Regions from separate parts of the Homo sapiens genome. Here region 1 is linked to region 2. Evidence: read pairs that join two places in POLR2A ChIA-PET (ENCODE). Cell type or tissue: PC-9. All regions are shown on one strand. Links, peaks and the distances in the headings refer to the core of each region. The heading gives the core; the rest is flanking DNA. Region 1 overlaps RREB1 (ras responsive element binding protein 1). Region 2 has its middle 64 kb from the start of LY86-AS1.

Region 1 (5,378 bases), core at 210-5,209, 510 kb after region 2:
TTCCCCGCAAGAGGAAGGGTCCTGTGAACTTCCATCATGGTCGTATCAAGTTTCTGAGGACACCCTGTATGTAGCTCGTTCTGGCGCTTGCTGCTTCTGAAGGGTGGAGGTGACCACTCAAAGGTTCAGTCAGTCCCATCTTAAAATTAATGTCATAATCACCAGGTCCCTGTCCCTCTTGACATATTCTTCTGCAGGAAGGAAAGTATCAGGACAGTTCACATGGGAATAAATTATATATTTATTTGTAGGATAAAAATCTGTGGGTCACCCTGCCCCGGACTGTGTGAATGTTTTGTTTCCCTTGAAATACTTCTATGGAAAAGAAAATCTTAAAAGCATTTCAGTTGTCTACATCCAAGGGGGAAGGACAAATCAAAAGCAAATGTCCTTCAGGGATGCTCAGAGATCTTAACACATTTAACTCCACTTAGAAGGACATAAATGTTCTGTGCAAAGACTGTTGAGGGGTTCGTGTAAATGTGATTTTAATGGGATATACGTAGTCAGCATAGTTGTATGAACTGTATATATCTCCTTATATATGTTGGGCGTTTAGTGAATATTTGGTACTGTAGTTTCATTATGATAATACTTGGGTATCAAAGCAGTTTTCAGCATATGTTAGTACTCTGAACACTAAAATAGACATACTTCTGGTATAATTTAGAAAGCTTTTCTTTAAGAAGGGCTGAAACTTCTCTTTTCAACCAGATTAAAAAAAAATATGTAAGTGTAATATCCCATTCCATGATCATTCCACTTAATATGCTTTTCACTCTTGAGAGTGCACCTTGGTAAGAGGCCCATAATCTTCCCTCCAGAGTGGAGATTTTCCACTAGATAAGACATGGAGAAAAAGAGCGGATATTTACAAATCTGTTTATTGCAGCAGAATGTCTGGGCTACCAGTTCCCCCCAGTAGCATTATTAAGCTTTCACCACATAAGCTTATTGATTGATTAAACAAATTTAGCCTTTCTTTACATCTCGTTGGCTGGATTTGAAACCTGGGTGCTTTTGTTTTTACTTCAGTAGTGGTTTAAAGAAGGGCGACATTTTCTTTGGTGCTTCTGAGTCCTCTGATAGCTCCGCCTAACTTTTCTGGCCAGGGCTGATAAAGGATACTCCCTGGAATGGTCAAGAGCCTCAATTTCTTCATCTTTAGTGGGGGTAACGTTTACTCACAAAATCCGTTAGAAGGATTAAATGCTGTAACATATACTCAAGCCTCTGGCTCACGTTAGGTGCTCAACAAATTGTAGTTCAAGGCCTTCCTTTCTCCTCTCCCTTAAGATATTTAACCCAGCAGTTCCTTATACATACTAGTTCAGCAGATGGATTTACTAAAGTGAGAAAATAGACTCCCAGCTTCTTAACAATTGGGGCAACGTAGACTGCATTCTAAGAACCCAAGAACCTGGTAACAGTGCTGTGTATCATGTGCTGAATTTCCATGGCCAAGTTGTGCAAATCCTTATTATTTGAACACTTGCCTTTTTTTCTTCTTTTTTGATTGCTTGTTCTATGATGTTTACATATATATGTGTGTGTGCTTGGGTTTTGTGTGTGTGTGTGATTTTTTTGTTTTGTTTTGTTTTGTTTTGAGACGGGGTCTCACTCTGTCTCCCAGGGTGGAGTGCAGTGGTGCCATCATAGCTCACTGCAACCTCAACCTCCCAGGCTCAAGCGATCCTCCCACCTTACCCTCCCGAGTAGCTGGGACTACAGGCACACTCCACCATGCCTGGCCTATTTTTATACTTTCTTAGTGTGGATTTGCATTAATACTATTAGATGAGATTCTGTGGTTCTTTCCAGAATTTTTACTTTGCATTTTAGAAATCTGTGAATAATCGAAAGCTGCCACTATCCTCTGAGAAAAAGGGTAGGCAAGTGTGATCTGTCACTGAATTTTATTCTTCAAATTAGATAAAAAGTGTAAGAAAATTATCAAAGCTAAAAGTTGGCCAATTTTAATTGACAGTCTCTTGTGTAGCCTGTTTTTTATTTGCTAGACTTGACCTTCCTCAAAACATTTTTCCCTTTTACTTTGTGTTTTTTTCTTTTCTAATACCCTTTAACAATCAGCACAGCTTATTTTATATATATGTGTGTGTGTATATATGTATGTATGTGTGTGTATATATATATATGTATGTGTGTATATGTGTGTGTGTGTGTGTGTGTGTGTGTGTGTGTGTGTATTTTTTTTTTTTTCTTTTTTGAGATGAGGTTTCACTCTTGTCGCCCAGGCTGGAGCGCAATGGCACAATCTCTGCCTCCTGGGTTCAAGCAATTCTCCTGCTTCAGCCTCCCGAGTAGCTGGGATAACAGGCATGCGCCACCATACCCAGCTAATTTTGTATTTTTAGTAGAGATGGGGTTTCACCATGTTGGCCAGGCGGGTCTCAAACTCCTGACCTCAGGTGATCCGACCACCTCAGCCTCCCAAAGTGCTGGGATTACAGGCGTGAGCCACCATGCCTGGCCTATTTTATATTTTTGAAGAAATATTTGAAAAACCTCTTGTGGCCGATGCTTACTTTTGATTTAGAATTTCTCTCTGAATTGAATTGACCAAGTTCATGTTCAGTTATGCCAAAGAGCATAACAATCATAAAACTGTCCAAGTGGACACTGTCCCCTCAGTGGACATGTTAAGCAACAATCAAGCCTTTTTCGTCCTATCACTGGTTCTCAAATTTATGATCTGGTTCATAATTAGTTTTTTATCATTTGGCCAACTGGATGCTAATATTTATAACTTAAGTTTTCTTCTGTTTTAGCAGAGTTGTTGTCAGTTTGTGTTTTGGAAAGGAAATGCAAAATAAATTTTATCTTTAATGCAAGCAGTACAGTATTTTTGACATATCTTGTTGAGGTATTTCAGCAGCTCAGTCTTACCGGGTAAAACTGGTGGATGGCAGCAGAATCTGGAACATCGTGCTTGCCCACACTTGAACAGCAGGCAGTGGTGAGAGTGAGAAATTAGGTTAGGGAAGGTTAGGGATGGGCTTGCTGGGGGTAGGATGACTAGCAGAGAGCTGGCCTCTGCTCCGGAATGCAACATGCCCAGGTGTCCTCTCCCACCATGCCCCTCGTCTGATGCACTGAGAACTTTGAACAGGTCCTGAGTGTGTGTCCGGTTTAGTTTCATAACTCGAAAGTAGCAAAGTCAAGAGGGAGCCTGACTTCCAGCATTAGATCACAAAATGAAACCTGCAGGGAGCTGGCAGCATTTCCACCGTAGCACTTCACAGGGCTTTATACCTTACATTTTTCCGCCTTTGTTTAAATATCCAACCTGTCCGACCTGTTCGGGCTGAACAAGCTGGTGCTAGCAAACACTGAAGCGTGCCCACTCACTGTCAACCTTTTTCTGATGTGTTAAGGAAGGTGATTAGTGGCAACATTGTCCCCCCCCCCCAACCCCCATCCCACCCTCCCCACTGAAACATGAACAGGAAGCACTGAAGTCTTAGCCTGTGTATTCATGACACGGATCCTCATCTCACCTTTGGCATGTCTGTGTGCCTGTGGGCCATCCTCAGCTTCTCTTGGGGCTCTGGGATGCTTAGTGGAAAGGTTGTTGGCCTTCAGTGGAGACAGATTTTGTATTTCCTTAAACCGGAGATTCAGTTGCATAATGGGTTCATTGGTCCTGTGGTGTCAGCACTTAATTCTTCCTTTTCATGCTTATATAACCCAGCTTGCTCAAGAGGACTGCTGTTCCAAGTTTATGGGTGGGAAAACTGAGGTCTGCCATGCTGCAGGTTCTTCTGGGGCCCTCCTCTCCAGTTTCTGTTGGTAGATGGTGTACTGTTCCTCCCTCGACATCTCTGGAGAACAGAGGCCATGTGTGCACCATGTCCATCCGTTTTAGATAAAAGTGGCTATAGACGGCCTTGGTCATACAGAAGGGCTCTGTCGCCTGGTTGGTCTTGGGAGGTGACATTTCTCTTTGGATTCATTTATATTCATTCTCTCTCCAATCTTGGTTCCCCTTTCCTTGCCAGCAGTTTCTCAGTGGCCCGTAAGTAATATAACACAACATCCCCAGAGTGGGTGGCTTTCCTTTTTCACTACGCTGCTTCTTGCACTCGCCCACGGCACCTTCCACTTCCCTTGTGGGCGCATGGCCGACCATCTGGGATGGCCCCACCCGTGCATTTCTTGTTCCTCTTTTGGAACTGGCTGAGGAGTAGCAGTGACTTAGCACTGCCCTATCATGAAGATAGTCATCTCTTCCTCCTGCACAGAAAGTGAGTAAGTAACTAGGTCCTGCCTTCTTGAAGACACCTCAAGTGATCGCCTTTCAAGCTGAAGTGGGAAATGGCCCGTGACTTCAGCACTTCCCTCCTCCTACAGAGCTTAGGTGTGGGGATTGGGGTGTATGATTTTAGTCGTTGCCCTGGGAAGCTGGTCTCTGGTGGCCGGCGATGGCTTCCCTCAGAGGGGACAGCTCTGGGCTCTTGAGATCACTTTGGGAATGATGACTTCAGTTGGGGCACCATCACCTCAGACTGTAATATGGGGATATTCAGCATCCCTGCTGGGAGAGGCCAGCCATGAGTGTGGGGATTTGGACCCCAGGCTGCATGTAAATGTTGAGGAAACTGAGGGAGGTTAGCCTGGGGAAGAAGAAGAGGCCATGGCAACACAGCAGCTGCCCTGAGGTATCTAAGGCCTGTCCGTGGGAAATGAGAGCCTTCCACTGATGTCTCTGGACTCACCCAGGAAGGTCCTAGCTGGCCGATTATAGCTCTATGTTAATGAGAGTTCTCTTTGGGTGAGAGGAACATCAATTCATCCAACTTCTGAGGTCTTTTGTTTGTTTTTAAGAATGTCTGACTTTGTATGGACATATTACTATGTATTTTTGTGGATTTTGTAAATAGATATGGGGACCAAATAACATGAAAATTTATTTTAGCAAAACACAAGCAGGCAAGGGAAAAAGACAAGCACAGGAGGATGTAGGGTGTTACTGATTCAAGGGTAGGGCAGTTAGGAATCATGTCTAGAGTAAAAGATTTTTAAAAGGTTAGTGCTGGTTCATGTGGACTGCCAACACCTCTCTACCCCCTACTGGATCTGAAAGTCAGGAGAGGAGGAAGGAGCTGTAGAAGCAGCAGAGAAGGGCCCTCAGTTTTCTAAGTAGACAGTCATTAGCAAGAGAATGTCATCCCTCAACCCTTGGCCCAGGAGTTTGAGGCTGCACTGAGCTAGGATTGCACCACTGCACTCTAGCCTGGGTGGTGCAGCAAGATTCTATTTCCAAAAAGAAAAGAATACATATCCTTCAGGCATTATAATTCTAGCTCAATGCATCATTAAGGAAGTATCTGTACCAAGAATGCAGAAGGGTCTTTACC
Region 2 (5,378 bases), core at 256-5,255:
TGCATAGTTCCCAAACGCACGAATTTTCATTGCCCTGTGGCAACTGAGGTTAAATAACACCAGCCCCCTAACAACATGGTTCCAATTTCAGTCACCATTAACTGTGAGTGATTGCATGGGGGACAACCTCTGCTGCTTGCTCTGCAGTCCACAGACCACCACGTAATAACAGATGTGCATCATGATCAGTGATTAACCGCATCACGTCCTTCAGTCCTTCCGTGTTATCAGTTCCCACACAGACAGCAAAGCGTGTGGTCGTGCTGCTCTCTTGGCTCCCAGTGACAAACCCACGTGACATTTCACAGAAATGAATACTCAAGAGAGGTAGGTAGCCAATGAAGAGGAAAGTATAGCAAAGAAACAAAAAGTGAGAATGCAGGAGGTGAAAGTTGACTCAGACGTAAACGAGTTTAGAGAAGAAAGAGCTGATGGTGGGAAAGTTGATGCTGTTGTCTTTTGAGAGATTCTGGATGTGTCTTTTGAGGGACTCAGGATAAAGATGCTGGCAAAAACTTCATATTAAAGAAACTCTTGGAGATATTTCACAGCACTGAAAGTGTGCAGGACAAAATGTAGGAAGCCTATCCAAATATAGAAAGGAATGTGACAATTTGCCAAGGCATAGAAAAGATGCCTGGTCCATACTGTAAGTTTCACAATGAGAAGGTGGCAAAGCCCTTTTCAATTTACTCTCCATAAGTCTTTTACAAAGAAATAAAACACTATTTCTCAATGTTTCTCATTTTTTAAATTATGACAGGCTAAATAAGTATTCAATTTGCTATCTTTAAATGTTCTTATACATTTACGACCAGTAGTAAAACAGTTCTTAACACTTTAAAAATTTTTTGAAGATTATGAAACAATCATAATTTTCCTTGTTGCTTCTTAAAATTGCTTCACAGTTTCAACCTGCACAATCATTTCTTCAGTCCCACACTTTCGTGCAAAGCAAAGACTTTACAATGCTGTGATGTTGTAAAGAAAATTCCCGTTGTCCTACTCTGAATCATTTGACAAATGCAACTGAACCCACCACGATGGAGTTGTGTAATACCAAGGTTACATGAATCTTTCTCTCACATAGTTTGCAGTTGAGGAAGAGGGATGGCAAGTCAACCAACATAATGGTTAAGGCTGACATTGATTGATAGCTTTCTGTGTGCTGGGCACTGTGCTGGTCCTTTTGTTACAGTGCATTGCCTCCAAGGTGGAGCTTTAGGAGGGGGATGATAATGAAAACTTCGGAGACCATGGGGACTTCATCCTTTAGAGCTTGGGTCCTCGTGCCTGTGTGTGAAGAAAGGCCCAGCCAGGAAGGCAGCGTCCCTCTTTTCTGCCCACACCTACAGGCTCCCAAGGCAGGGCCAAGGTGGATGTGAGGCCTGAGACGGGAACTCAACACAGCAGTCCCCTGTCATAAGGACAAGACTGGAAGTTGGCCAAGGTTTGCCAGCATATCATCGCATAAGATGCAAATGCCCGGGGATTCTTCTAACGTGGTGTTAGGCAGATGTACTTCATATCTTCTCCCTGTTTATCTAATTTCATGAAGGCACATTTCAGGAGAGTAAGCTGCCGCAAAGGGTATACATTGTGCCTTGGAAAACTCCCGGGCATGAAAACTATAAACCAGCCATCCAAATTACCTTCACATTTAGGAAATCATTACTGTTGATACGATGTGTCTTTGTTGGATCGTTGTATCTTGGCAGTCTCTTCGAGCCTGTGCTTTTTAGCCTTCTCTCCACCTGTACTTTTAGGCATTGCTTACTTTTTTATAGGCAAAAAGATTACATATGTGCACATGTGTGTGGCTACATGTGGGTAAATATGTATGTATCGGTAGGGGTACTGTATTAGTAGCTGGGGCTGCCATAATAAAATACCACAGATGCGGCAGCTTACACAACGGAGCTTTATTCCCTCGCAGTGCTGGGGGCTGGAAGCCCCACATCCAGGTGTGGGCGGGATTGGTTTCTCCTGAGGCCTCCCTCCTGGGCTTGCAGATGGTGTCCTCTCCCTGTGTCCTCACACCGTCTTCCCTCTGTGGGTGTCTGTGTCCTCATCTCCTCTTCCTATAAGGACTCCTGACATATTGGATTAGAGCCCATTCTAATGCCTTCGTTTTACCTTAATTATCTTTTTAAAGGCCTCATCTCCAAATACAGTCCCAGTCTGAGGTATGAGGAGGTTAGGGCTTCAAATATGAATTTTGAGGGACACATTTCAGATTATAACAGATACATACATATGTATATCCTATAAATGAAAATGTCAGGACGGATTTTAGAGATACAAGTTTTTACTTAATTATGATCCCCCAGCGATCTCATCTCCTCTTAGTCTCAATTTTTCTTGTCTAAGAGAGGGTGCTCCTACCCACATCTTCAGTCCAAATCCCTCTCCTGAAGGTCGGACCCGCATTTGCAGTGACGGTGACTGGACATTTTCTCCCAGGTGTTCGTCAACACTTTCAGCCCTACAGGTCTGAAACAAAACTTACCCACCTCCAGTGAAGCTCGTCCTCCTGGCCTTTCTGCTTCCTTTTTAAAGTCCATCCCCCTCCAGGCCTCCCATTACCGGCTGGGAGCCCCGCCCCTTCCTGGGCCTCCTCCTCCGGGGCTTTCAGCTCCTGGCTGGGAGCCCCGCCCCCTCCAGTCCGCCTTTCCAGGCTGAGAGCCCCGCCCATTCCAGGCCTCATCTCCTGGCTGGAAGCCCCGCCCACTCCAGTCCTCACCCTCCAGGCTGAGAGCCCCGCCCATTCCAGGCCTCATCTCCTGGCTGGAAGCCCCGCCCACTCCAGTCCTCACCCTCCTGGCTGGGAGCCCCGCCCACTCCAGGCCTCACCCTCCAGGCTGGAAGACCCGCCCCTCCCGGGCCTCCGGATCCTGGCTGGGAGCCATCTCTGCCTCCTGCCGCTTCCTGCACTCCTGATCAGGTCAGTGGCCAGTCACAGACCTCTGAAATGTCCTTCCTGACTGTTAGCTCCACAGCATTCCTACAGCTCCCGCCGCAGTTCCGCCCTCCGGAGGGTTCCAACAGCAGCCCAGTGCGCCTCCCCAGCCCCAGGCTCCCTCCACTCCAGTGAGCCTGCACCTGGCGCTCCCTGGCACACATATTTTCCATTGCTCTTCACTGCCAATTAAATGCAAATTTCTCATCGTGGGGTTCCAAGTTCTCTGTATTTGGTCCTCTTATCCTGACAGCTCTACCCTCCCCAGAGCACTACAATCTGGCCAAGAGCCTCACCAGCCTATTCCCCCGAACCATTGTTTTATTTATTTTAGATTCAGGGGTATTTGTATGCAGGTTTGTTACATAAGTATATTGCGTTATGATAAGGTTTGTGCTTCTGATGATGATCCAGTCGCCCAACATAGTACCGGATAGTTAGGTTTTCTTCCATTGCCCCCCTCTCCCTCCTTCCTTTTGGGGTCCCTGGTGTCTGTTATTCCCATGTTTATGTCCTTATGTACCCAGTGTTTAGATCCCACTTATAAGTGAGAGCATGTGGCATTTGGTTTTCTGTTTCTGCATTAGTTTGCTTAGAATAACGACTGCCAGCTGCATCCATGTTGCTGCAAAGGACATGATTTCCTTGTTTTTTATGACTGCACAGTATTCCATGGCCAAAAAAATGTGGTATAAAAATATGTACCACATTTTTTTAATCCAGTCCACAGTCGATGGGCACCTGGGTTGATCACATGTCTTCACTATTGTGAACAGTGCTGCAATGAACATACGTGTGCAGGTGTCTTTTTGGTAGGACTATTTATATTCCTTTGGGTATATACCTAGTAATGGGATTGCTTGGTCTAATATTCATTCTATTTTAGATCTTTAAGAAATCTGCAAACTGCTTTCCACAGGGGCTGCATTAATTTGCATTCTCACCAAAGTGTGTAAGTATTCCCTTTCTCCTCAACCTCTCCAGCATCTGTTATTTTTTGACTTTTTCATAATAGCCATTCTGACTGGTGTGAAATAGTACTTTATTGAAACCACTGCTTTAGAAAGTGAAAGTCCTTTTCAGGTTTGTTTTTCATTCACTGGCAGAGGTTGCTGGCCCAGCAGGGGTTGTGCAAACTCTGTCTTTGTTCCCCTGTATTTGCCTTCCTCTCCCTTTTTCCTTCCTTTCCCTTTCTCAATACACACACACACACACACACAACATGTACAGAAGGGCTCTTATCTGAAATAATCAATAAATATCAAGGACGTGAAGATGTCATGCAAGGAGCAAAGGGGGAAAGTAAACATAAGGAAAATGTACAAAACCTAATTTTTCACCATGTAACCAGCATGGGCTTTAAAGTCTACACAAGACAGACTACCACAAGCCTCTGCCCCTGCAGAAACTGGATAAATCCTGGAGAATGACTATAATCTCCATGACACAAATTCTTCCTCAGAAGGAAGGATCAAGGCTTCTGAATAAAAGGGCTAGGAAAAGAAATTTTCCTGAGGCTGCCAAAGGCAAGTAGGATTCTTTTTCAAGGTCAACAGGCATTAGAAACAGAAGACATACACAGTATGCCAGAAAATTACAAGATTTCCCTCTCCTTGACACCAAAGAGTTAAATATAGAAATGTGCATGTGGACAGTTATTAGGAGAAAGGAGAAAGGGAAGAGAAGGTGGCCCATTTCCTCCCTTGGCCAAAAAGAAAACAAACAACTTAAATAAAACAATAAGATGCTATCATCATGAAACACTGTGCATGTGTTGGCCAGTAGGCTATTAATACACAGCACAGCCTGGAGCTTTGCTGAACATGGAAATGCTTCCAGCCTTTTTGCAACACTGCCTGTATGAACACTGCTAAAAATATTGGTGGGATATATATGTGTGCTTGTGTGTGCATGTGTGCTTGTGCATGCATGTGTGTGCATGCATGAGGATGTATGTGTTGCATGTGTTTGTGAGCACGTCTCAGTAGATCCCAACACAGACTGCTTTGAGGAGAATTCATTTTCATTCCATCCAGAGTTGCTCACAAGTCTGATTAGCTGGGATAGTAAAAGAGAAAGGAGCAGACAGAAATCTATCCCCCTTTTCTCTTTATCTTTGAGACTCTTGGAGAAGCACATGCCTTCACTCTCACCCCACAGAACAACACACCCTTCAGAACCCACTCCCACAACCACACCCACTCCATTCTACACAGGCACATCCAACTGTCCTCCTGTCTGTCTTCACCATGGTGACCAGAGCCTCCACCCTCTACTTCCCTAAAGCAAAAATTGGCAAAGAACCCAAGGAAATGAATGTCTTTCCAGTGAACCAAAGTTTTGTTATGCACTGTTTGGATAACAGTGTCCTAACAGAATACCTGGAAGTTACAGAATATACTCATTAAACCTAGCTGCC

Evidence for each region. ChIA-PET counts read pairs that join two places held together with the same protein. Peaks named below come from ENCODE experiments on the same cell type or tissue, not always from the same donor. Only the 100,000 strongest peaks of a DNase experiment are listed, where the experiment ranks them.
Region 1: POLR2A ChIA-PET joins it to region 2 with 15 read pairs; 4 of 35 experiments call an interaction of 5 or more read pairs at or near these places.

What each region holds. Positions count from the first base shown.
Region 1 is chr6:7,198,076-7,203,453 of GRCh38, forward strand. All of the region lies in intron 6 of RREB1 (ras responsive element binding protein 1), which reads left to right. Among named protein-coding and RNA genes, the nearest start is that of RREB1, 93 kb to the left of the region's middle. RefSeq lists enhancers at 2,961-3,255, 4,020-4,169, 4,220-4,269. In PC-9, for the core only: no CTCF peak of the experiment used is centred there; a DNase peak (open chromatin) is centred at 3,226; H3K4me3 peaks cover 885 bases; H3K27ac peaks cover 3,294 bases.
Region 2 is chr6:6,684,387-6,689,764 of GRCh38, forward strand. No RefSeq gene overlaps it. Among named protein-coding and RNA genes, the nearest start is that of LY86-AS1, 64 kb to the left of the region's middle. In PC-9, for the core only: no CTCF peak of the experiment used is centred there; DNase peaks (open chromatin) are centred at 1,055 and 2,775; H3K4me3 peaks cover 1,442 bases; H3K27ac peaks cover 4,415 bases.